2 separate regions of the Homo sapiens genome follow, and region 2 is linked to region 1. Evidence: read pairs that join two places in POLR2A ChIA-PET (ENCODE). Cell type or tissue: MCF 10A. All regions are shown on one strand. Links, peaks and the distances in the headings refer to the core of each region. The heading gives the core; the rest is flanking DNA.

Region 1 (5,392 bases), core at 77-5,076:
TGAGTGGAATCATTTAGTACTTGTCCTAAATGACTAGCTTATTTTGCTTCACATAATGTCCTCAAGGTTCATCCATGTTATAGCATGTGACAGGATTTCCTTCTTTTTTAAGGCTGCAAAATATTTTACCATATATGTATATACCACATTTTCTGTATCCATTCACCTGTTTAGAACATTTGGGGTTGTTTCCAGTTCTTGGCTATTACACATAATGCTGTGATGAACATGGGTATGCAGATATCTCTTTGAGATCCTGCTTTGAATTATTTTGGATATACAGCTGACCCTTGAGTAACGTAGGGGTTGGGGGAACTGACCCTCTGTGCAGTTGAAAATCCACATATAACTTTTTATTCCCCTAAAACTTAAGGTTCAACTGTATACCCAAAAGTGGAATTGCTAAATCATATGGTAATTGTATTTTTAATTTATTCAGGATTACTGTTTTTCATAGTAGCTGCACCATTTTACATCCCCACCAACAATGCAAAGAGTTCCAGCATCTTTGCACTCTCACTAATAAAAGCACTATTAGAGGTGTAGAAGATTAAGGGTTCATCTCCCTAATACAAAATACATTAATATTTCTTTCCATTAGAAGTAGTTATAGATCAGGTAGTAGAGAAAAAATATTATTGCCTAATATAGTTACAAAAAACTAAGAAAGAATAGGAATTTTAAGAGAAAAAGGAATAAAGCTCAGTGAAGTTTTAATTGGATGTTGCCACAAGGTAGAAACAGCATGTATCTAAATGTTTTTGTTGCAGTTGGAGCAATGTTTAGTATTTGTCAACTTTTCCATTATGCTTTCCCTGTGAAAGAAGATAAACTAAAATAAACACAAGTCTAAATTGCCTTTCTGGGCCTCTGGTTCATGTCAACTACTTATCTAAATAGAAATCATGTATGCCTAGTCCCTGCTTTCAAAGGACAGCTTCAAAGAATAAGAAGAAAAACTCTGGAATTCTTCAGTCCCTCTCTGCATCATTTAAACTTAGGAGAAAAGTAAAACCAGGGGGGAAATCTCTAATTTCACATTTGTTCTTTCTCTTCACCAACTGGAAGGTACCAACAGAAAACAATGCAATGGTAGAATTTTGATGTTGAGTATTGTCTTTCTACAACACCTTTCCTCGCTACCTACAGACTTATGTTAAGATCATTGCTTTAGGATACTGCTGATCTTCCTAAATTACATAGACTTAAAATGTCTACTGGACAGCAACCAAAGGAAACAAATACGGATAAAACACAAAAGATCAAGTAAAAATTCATATTTGTCCTTTACATTGTAAAAAATAGTGTGCTAAGCAGCATTCTGCGATTGCCCTCAAGATTCCTTTCACGTTGTAAACTGCCTACGTAGTGGGGCATATCGCAAGGACCTAAGGGTGGCCTCTAGGAGCCAAAAGTGTATCCCAGCCAACGACCAGGAAGAAAAGGTCCTACAATCACAAGGACTGAATTCTACCAACAAGCCTTTAGACTTCAGGACCATGAGTCTGGGACTAAAAGTTGAATAGGTGTGGTGTGGTACCAGACATTAAACACACACACATACACACAAAAAAATAAGCAAACAAAAACAAACTAAAAATATCTAGCAGGTGAGAGGATAAATCAATGATTATAATATATATTGTGTTAAATATCATAATGGTTCAAAGTGCCATGGGATTCCAAAAAGGGTATTTAATTAGACCAGAAAGGAAGATTTTAGAAATGATTCCAAGGTTGGGATGAGGGAGGAGGGTGTAAGTAAGAAGAAGGTAGATAAAGAAGATATAAGGGGGTTATAGTTAAGGCCTTCCAGGTAGGGGAAATAACCTGTATTAAGAGAGAGACAAGAAACAGTAGGAGGTATTCAAATTCTGTAGACTATCCAGAGAAGGGGAAGAGAAGACAAGAGATGAAGCTAAGTGGTAAATACCAGTCAGATCATGAAAGTTCCAAGATATAGGAGGAGGTGGGTAAGCAATAGGTAAAGTCACAAAGATTAGAGAGTGATTACCTTTCCAATGATACTTCATCTGGTCTGCTGAAGTCAAAGGGAAAGGAGCATGTTTCATGTTTAGAGATGGAAATGTTAGGTGGAGGACTTCTTGTCTAATGGCCTCATTCATTGGCTTAGTGAGGTAGTCCTCATGACCTATTTCAAATGCTTCATATACCTGCCCATGTGCTTATATATACCCTCAAAGAATGGCTTTCACTGTGTATTCAGGAATCTGTAGCTCCCCAGGTAGGTCCCATACACAATAATGTTAAAGAACCATTGCATTTTTGGATAAAGCTTTTTTGTTGCTTTTTAGAGTCAGGTTCTGACTATGTTAACCAGATTGGAGTACAGTGGCTATTCACAGGCATGATCATGGCACACTGCATTCTCAAACTCTTGGCCTTAAGCAATCCCGCCTCAGCCTCCCAAGTAGCTGCAACTATAGGCATGCCACTGCACCCAGCTTTTGGATAAAGCTTTAACCCTCAATTCCAATAGCTCCTATGATGTTAATCAATTCTAAGATGAGCAGTCAATGCCAGACTTTCCTAATTACTCAGAGGTCAGCTAGTTGAATACTTCCTTACCATGCTCATCCTTGATTTTAGCAACTGAACTAACTATTCAACAAAGGGCTATTTTGAGTGGTGCCCTTTTAAGTCTACAAAACTAGAAAACTAAACAAAGCAAAGGGACTATTAGAGCTGCAGAGCTCAGGTACTATAGAATCATATATCATCTTATAATGAGAGCACTGGTCCCTGGGTATTCTCTTTTTGGCTGTCCCTTGAGCCAGAGATCAGATCCTCAGCTTTTTCTTGGTTGCATTTAGCAACCAACAAATAAGTAGAGAGAAGTCAAAGATTTGCTTGGAGGATACTGCAGAAAGAGAGTTGAGAGTTGTGGCAGGAGTTATTGTGGGGAAGGATTATGGGGTCTATGCAGTATAAAAAAGAAAATAAAGCTACAAGAGAGTCAAATAAATTGTAAAAGAATGGAACGATCCACCAACTAGATTATTAATTCCTTCATTTATTTAAATATTTGTTACAACTATTATGTGCTATGCATTGATAGGTGCTAGGTTTTTATTCAATCAATTAACAAATATTTATTATTTACTATGAGCCAGGCACTGTTTTAAGTACTGAGGAGATAAGAGTGAATAAACTAGACAAAAATAACTGGTCCTATGGAGAAGACAGACAATAAATAAGTACAATAACTAGAATATCGTATGGTAATAAATGTGATGGAGGAAAATAACTAAGAAGGAGGCCTAGGGAATAGCAGGAAAGTCAGAAAGTAGACATTTAAAATATAACAATCAAGGAAGCCCTCACTGAGAGTTTGTCATTTGAGCAAAGTTCTAAAGGAGGTGAGAGAGTGAGATGTGCATATACATAGGAAAGAACATTCTGGGCAGAAAGTAAAGAATTTGGATCATAATTCCAAAAGACAGAATCCTGAAAGTCATAATCCCAAATGTTGAAATCTCAAAAGATCAAAATCCCTAAAGTCTAAAATTCTGAAAATCACAATCACAGGATAGTTGCATCGTGTTAGGTGAAACTATTGCCTGGTTATTGTCTTTATTTGGAAATGAGTTATGGTTTGAGGAGATGCATATGAATGCCAAGTTGACAAGGAGTAGACTTGTGGATTTAATTTTAGGTGTCAGCTTAATTGGATTAAGGAATATCTAGAAACCTGGTAAAGCATTATTTTGGGTGTGTCTGTGAGGGGGTTTCCAGAGATTAGTATGTGAGTCTGAGTGGAGTGGGTAGAGAAAATCTTCCCTCAATATTGGCAGGCACCATCCAATTAGTCAGGGGCCTGGATAGGACACACACAGAAGGTGAACTGGTCTCTCTCTGAGAACTGGAACAAACTTTTCTTCCACTGCCTTGGACATCAGAACTGCATACCTGCCTGTCTTTAGACTCCATGACTTACACCAGCAGACCCCCGGGAGGTTTTCAGCCTCTGAATGAGTTACACCATCAGCTTCCCTGGTTCTCAACATAAAAACATTGAGACATTGAGCTCCCAAACTGGTAGCTGTGGGACAGGTGGGAAGTGATCAGATTCTGGAAATATCTTGAAGGAAGGGCCAAAAGTTTTTGTTGATATTGATGCTCTTTGCCCTAAGAAATTGGCAGGAGGGAGTTACCATTAACTAAGACAGGAAGCCTGTGAAAGGAGTTGGTTTGGAGGGAAAGTTTCAGAGTTTGATTTTGTATGTTATGTTTGCAATGCTGATTAGACATTCAAGTGAAGATGCTAAGTAGGTAACTGAATATATGCGGTGGGCATAAACATTTAGAATAGTCAACATATAGATTGTATTTTAAAGCCCTGAAATTTCATGAGACTCTAAAGTAGTACACACAGATAGAAGAGACATCCAAGGACAGAGAGATGAAGACTAACAAGAAAAGAAGACTAAGTGGCTTTGCCCCAAAACCACCTCTTCTAGAGAGCCCTGATTATCTCAGAATAGGTTTGGCTTTTAAATAGCATTTGTTGAAATGAGGATTCAAACAAGGTCTATACACTGTATATCTCTTTTAATCTAAAACAGTAATCCCTTCGTTATTGGTTATATTTTTAAAGTTCAACTTTTTTCCTTTCATTTTAAGACCTAGAGTCCCATCATTAGAAACAAATGAAGTAAATTCACAGCAAATAGGTAAAGTTTTACTACCCTTCGTTAACATACATTAAAAGGGGCTTTATGTACTTAGTTATTACCAAAGACTCTCCATAAGCTCGTATTCTGTAATTATCTCTCTCAAAACTACAGTATGTTTTTAAAGAATTAGCCTTTATTAAATTAGCAGAAAAATCTAAGCTACAGTAAATGATAAAAAGTAAAATTGATAATTTATGTTCACACTGATTTACAGAGCACAAAATAAGGGCAATGGTCTTATTCTCCATATTCTATCAGTCTGAAGATAAATGTAACAGAATTTTACTAATTTGTGTGGTAATTACTCAGTGTGCAATTCAGAAGGAAGAAAACACAGGGGGTTGTAATGATAACTCAAATGACCTTTTGGAGAAACAAAGCAGAGAAGTTTTTAGCAAAGAATAATGTTTATTTAAGGTTCTGTCTGTTATGGATTCTATTATAAACAGTGAACTATATATCTTATTAAGGTCATTTAAAATGTATTAAGGACAGAACTCGACACATTTGATACTGCTTATTGGGTTATTGCTACTGACTTTTATTAGGAGGGAGGATGAGGAGAGAGGGAGCAAAAGGAAGAGACAAAGAAGAACATGACTGACAAAAAAGGAAAAGAATAAGAAAAAAAAGAAAAATATCTAGCCTCACTTTATCTCTTATGCATATTCTTATCTACACACGGGTTCCCAACT
Region 2 (5,392 bases), core at 335-5,334, 65 kb after region 1:
GAGTGCAGTGGCATGATCACAGCTCACTGTAGCCTCCACCTCCTGGGCTCAAACAATCTTCTTGGGGTTTCCCTATGTTGCCAAGGCTGGTCTTGAACGCTGGGGCCCAAGGGATCCTCCCGCCTTGGCTTCCCAAAGTACTAGAATTACAGACATGAGCCACCATGCCTGGCCCAACTCTTGAACTTTTTGAACAGGATAGTTATGCAATCAAAGTAGAAGTTAGAAGTAAGAGTCAATTTAGAAAGGATCGAGTGGGGATATTTACCAGAGATGGGAAAGCCTTTCAGGGGAGAACAGTAGTGATCCAAGAAGGAAGTGGTAAATGTCCAAATTAAGATGATAAAAATTAGAATAGGGAAAAATGAATGATCCAACAAGAATTGCAAAAGAAGAAACAGTTTATATTTCTTCCAACTAGATTGTCTGTTTTCTGGGAGCAAGTCCTCTGTCTGCTTCTTGTCTCCCCAATACACTGTACATTGCTTGACATAGAAAAGTGTTTTATAATGAATAAATAACCTCCTTAATTATCTGTTTCATCTACTTTCATATTGTCTGCTTTTAAGTAATTAAGTCTTAACAATTAGACTATTACTCAATCACCTTCTCTTCTCATTTCTCCCTCATATATATAGAGAGAGCCAGCACAGCTAATTTTTCATAAGAAACAGATCTCAATAACACCAGAATAGTTCTTCATTCACTGTAAATCAACAAGGGAAGCAAGAATGAACAGTTGATTGTAGATAAGAGGAAGGAGGTTTTGGAGAATTGCTCTCAGTAAGAAATGAAAGAGCTTTTGAAACTAGGTTCAAATAATGTCGAAAACACATGAGAGTCTGGACTATTAACACATTATAGAATAATTTTTTGAAATACTACCACTACTTCTAATAAGCATTATATTACTCACATTTTAGCATAAGAACTTATAATACACAGCAACTGACAGAGTCTTGCAGGACAGGGATCCCCATCCCCCAGGCCATGGATCATTATGGGTCCATGGCCTGTTAAGAACTGGGCTGGAGCATTACCACCTGAGCTCTGCCTCCTGTCACATCAGCAGTGGCATTAGATTCTCATAGGAGCATGAACCCTACTGTGAACGGTGCATGTGAGGAATCTAGGTTGTACACTCCTTAGGAGAATCCAATGCCTGATGGTCTGACATGAAATAGTTTCATTCCCCCTACTCCCGCATTCATGGAAAAAATTGTTTTCCACAAAACTGGTCCCTGGTGCCAAAAAGGTTGTGAACTGTTGACCTAGGAGATTGAACAGGGATTGTAATACATGTGAGCAGGATTTCCTATGCTTTGCTCTATTTCTGACATGGACTCTATAGTGGCAAACACGCTTCATTCCTTGCACAGCTCATTAAATATATTTCATCATGTCCTAGGACTGCACAGGAAAGAATCCATTAACTGTATGAAAATGATTTTAAGTCTCTTTATTTTGAACTGAGAATAATGTCCCAAGATTCCTATCCTGGGGTCAAAAAGGATTATTGCACAGTTTTTGCCTCTGTTTTGCAATGCTAAGTTTATAGCTTACTGCATCACTTAAATAAGGGAATTGCCAATGTATTACTACTTAACTACTTTAGATTAGCTGTTAGAGAGATAAGGGTGATGAATGGTGCTTAGCCCCAGTGGCGAAATTGACCTGGTTTCACGCTTTCAGATAGAACCAGCAGGTTTATCAACTACTCCCTAAAATAAATATTTGGGAGTATGTGACAAAGGAGTGTAACTAATTCTATACAAACCTTTAAACAAGAATTCCATTATAAGTTGCAATAAATATTGAAAGAAGATAGATCTCTTATTTGAAAACTGTCTTCTAAGGCAAATACAGCATATTTCCATTTTAAAAAGAAGAGATTATTTTGTAACATCCAACCTGTAGGGGCACACACTGGTAGACTTTGGAAAATACTGAAAATATCCACCAATTGAGGTTTGCTAACGAGTCTCACTCTGACTCTGAACCTTGGAGTAAATTATTTTTCTATATTGAAAAGTCTTGTCATTTTCGTTAAAGTGCGTTTGTATGTTTACATATAAAGTAATGTGTGTAAAATTTAACAACTTTAAGTTCACCATGATTTAATTTAGCAGAATTTTGAAGCAAAATGGTTACTGCTGAAATTAAATGATTAGTAATATTCTATTTTTATTTTATTTTTTGTCTTTACAATACAACATGATATTTAGTGATTAGTAATATCCTAAATTAAAAAAAATTGACTGGTTTTATAAGGAAGGTGAGTGACTATTTTCTTTTCTTTTTTTTTTTTTTGAGACAAAGTCTTGCTCTGTTGCCAGGCTGGAGTGCAGTGTTGCAATCTCGGCTCACTGCAATCTCTGCCTCCCAGGTTCAAGCGATTCTCCTGCCTCAGCCTCCCCAGTAGCTGGGATTACAGACACGTGCCACCACACCCAGCTAATTTTTGTATTTTTAGTAGAGACGGGGTTTCACCATGTTGGCCAGGATGGTCTCGATCTCTTGATCTCCTGACATAGTGATCCTACTGCCTTGGCCTCCCGAAGTGCTGGGATTAGAGGCATGAGCCACCACGCCTGGCCGGTGAGTGACTATTAAGACTAAAACAAAATATTTAAGTAGTATAGTTTGAAAACTGAAGGTATATTTTTGCCTTTCCTCTCTTCACCCTTTCCTGAAATGTAATCTTTGCATTGCATTTTATACAAATTATCCAAAATAGAGCAGGGGAAACAAGAGAGTTCATTGTGGAGAAAGAGAGACTATTTGCTGGTATTATTATTGAGTACAATTTAATAGAGTAAGGTATCATAAGAAAACCAAACAGCATAAGGAATCCAAGCTTGGAATAAATCTTAAAACAGAGATATCTCTCAATAGCATCTTCACCTAGACAAGGCAAATTAAACATAATTTTTTAAATTATAGGATTTTTAGATTTTTTTTTTTTGGAAAGATAGCCTTATCTCCTCCAAAAAAGTTGCTAGTCACGTAGGGTATAGAACAGCAAAACCGTTGGATTTGGTTAAACCTAAACATAAATTTTTGGGGATGTCTCAAGAAGAAAAGGAAAAATAATGTATATTATTTTTCATTTTGCTTCAGTAGCAGACATTTGCCATTGAACTCCAATGGAAAAAAATATGCAAGTTTACTTTAGCCATTAACATGAGGTATAATGCAATAGCAGAGAAACTAGTTGTAACTGGATTTATAGCAGGTCTTCAGTTCACAAAGAACACAAGCCTGAACAAGCCATCATGAGTCACTTAATGAGGTGGTATCATAATAATATTACCATCAAGATTTCTAGGTGAATGGCTTCCGTGGACCCTAGAATGTCCCCATGAATGATCTGATACAGCATGCTACACATTTCTGGAAAGTTTTTTTTTTTTTTCCTGAAAGTTTTATATCTAATTGCAAGTAATGCATACTCTAATTTCTTCAGGGTACCAACCTGTACATTTAGTTGCAACATGTCAAAATTATGTCAAAAATTCATTTTGTAGCAAAGAAGAAAGCAATAAAATAAATTCTCAAAGAGGCAATATAAACTTCTCAGAGTGAAAAAGTAATTCAACTTAGCAATGTTGCTAAACAAGAAACATTTTCTGTTGAGAATGTTGAAACATTGATACTGATAGGAAAGAGAAATGAAGACGCCAACAACATGTTTATCTGTGAGCCGTTTTGAAGCTCACACTAAATGTGTCTCTGATTTATTCTACGTCATTGGGCAAATCTCATACTAATCTCTTTTTGTCTCCATTTCCTCAACTATAAAGAGGGAATAATAATACCAACCTGCCTCAGAGGGGTGTGGTGAGAATTAATTAAGGCCCATAAAGAGTTTCGAAGGCCAAAGATGAAAGACAGCATACTAAGTACAAAGCCTCGTCTTTAGCACTGAATTTGATGGAATATAAAAACTTGTCTATTGATGGAAAATTTCTCAAACATCAAATAAGAATATACTTTCTTGAATTTATGTGACTTAAATTTATGAATTTGTTCATAAATGTGTTTTATTTAGGTATCCTATATTTAATTTTTCAGCCTGGGCTAATAGAAGAGAACACTAATTTGAAAATTAAAATTATGGCCAGTTAAAATTGAAAATATGTATTTTTAATTTACTTTTTGTTTCACCTCTGTATGTATTAGTAAACTAATTAGGTGTTTGTTGCAGAAGAATGACAGACTAGAATTGCTTCTTGGGGGTACATAAAAGAATAAACCATTTAATTTCTTGCAACCATTTAGCATCAATATACCAATGATTCAGTTTAGAATAAAGATATTATTAACTTCTACCTAAGTCAGGGCACTAAATGTGGGAAAGTATGTTTCTCTAAACTACCTGAATTTAGGAGCCAACAGAAGGAGTGTATATAAAAACAGAAATTTCATTTTCAGAAATATGACTCCTGTTGCACTCCCAATGGCATACGGAGTTTCTTGAGTGCTAACTGACTAATATGAAAACAGAAAATATTATGATGAGTCAGTCACCTCTACACTCTATATTAGGAAAAAATATTAGTTGCCTACTTTTGGCTGAAACTAAACAGTATTTTGGTGTCATTAAATACAACATCTAGTGCTGAGGAAATGAACAATTTACCCTTCAAAATATTATTAAATTTATCAGTAATTTGTAAATGATTACAACTAGAGCCAGTAAGATTCTTGATATATTATTTCCTAATTGATTGCTCAGTTGGACAAAATCTTGGATGACATAAATTAACAATGAAACTGTTGTGCCTTAGAGTTCTACTTTTCTTAGATTTTAAAAAAATACACTAGTTTTTAGTGACAGTCAGTAGTCTTTCCTTATGTCAGTACATGGGAACAATTCATTACTGATGTTTATTTTGCCTTGGGTTGGGCTGTAAAAGTACTCTATAATAACATAACTTGGGAGGTTGTTATTTTATTATATCTTACACTGGTTGTGGTCAAGAAAAAGAGACTGGAAAACAGGAAGTAATATATCTTTACAACATTTACCATTGCCATTTAACAAAAGATTTAGTTTCACTTCAGTTAGAATTTCACTAATGGTCCACTTCATATTTCTTTTTTACTCATTTTTTTTTAATCCCAAATTTTGAATGTAAACATTAAATGTCAAGATTGATAGCCATGGAATTAACCAGCTTAATTTTGGTTAGAAGATGAATGATTCACTGCTTTCTTGTCTGAAGAGTAGGAAGAGCATTGTATTTAAAATGGCTCTGTCCCAGAGGGCAAATCTTATGGGTTTCACTGCCCAGCCCACTCAGAAAAATAAAACTTGGGGAAGTTACAACAGAATATAAACTGAGCATGGAATTGTAAGGACATCTTAGAACCTGTTTTCTTGCCAGTG

The links. ChIA-PET counts read pairs that join two places held together with the same protein. Peaks named below come from ENCODE experiments on the same cell type or tissue, not always from the same donor. Only the 100,000 strongest peaks of a DNase experiment are listed, where the experiment ranks them.
Region 2: POLR2A ChIA-PET joins it to region 1 with 5 read pairs; 2 of 35 experiments call an interaction of 5 or more read pairs at or near these places.

What each region holds. Positions count from the first base shown.
Region 1 is chr4:86,621,746-86,627,137 of GRCh38, reverse strand. The region is part of intron 1 of PTPN13 (protein tyrosine phosphatase non-receptor type 13); the gene reads right to left. Among named protein-coding and RNA genes, the nearest start is that of PTPN13, 30 kb to the right of the region's middle. In MCF 10A, for the core only: no CTCF peak of the experiment used is centred there; no DNase peak of the experiment used is centred there.
Region 2 is chr4:86,556,856-86,562,247 of GRCh38, reverse strand. It overlaps a transcript of MAPK10 not described here. Among named protein-coding and RNA genes, the nearest start is that of MIR4452, 17 kb to the right of the region's middle. In MCF 10A, for the core only: no CTCF peak of the experiment used is centred there; a DNase peak (open chromatin) is centred at 3,257.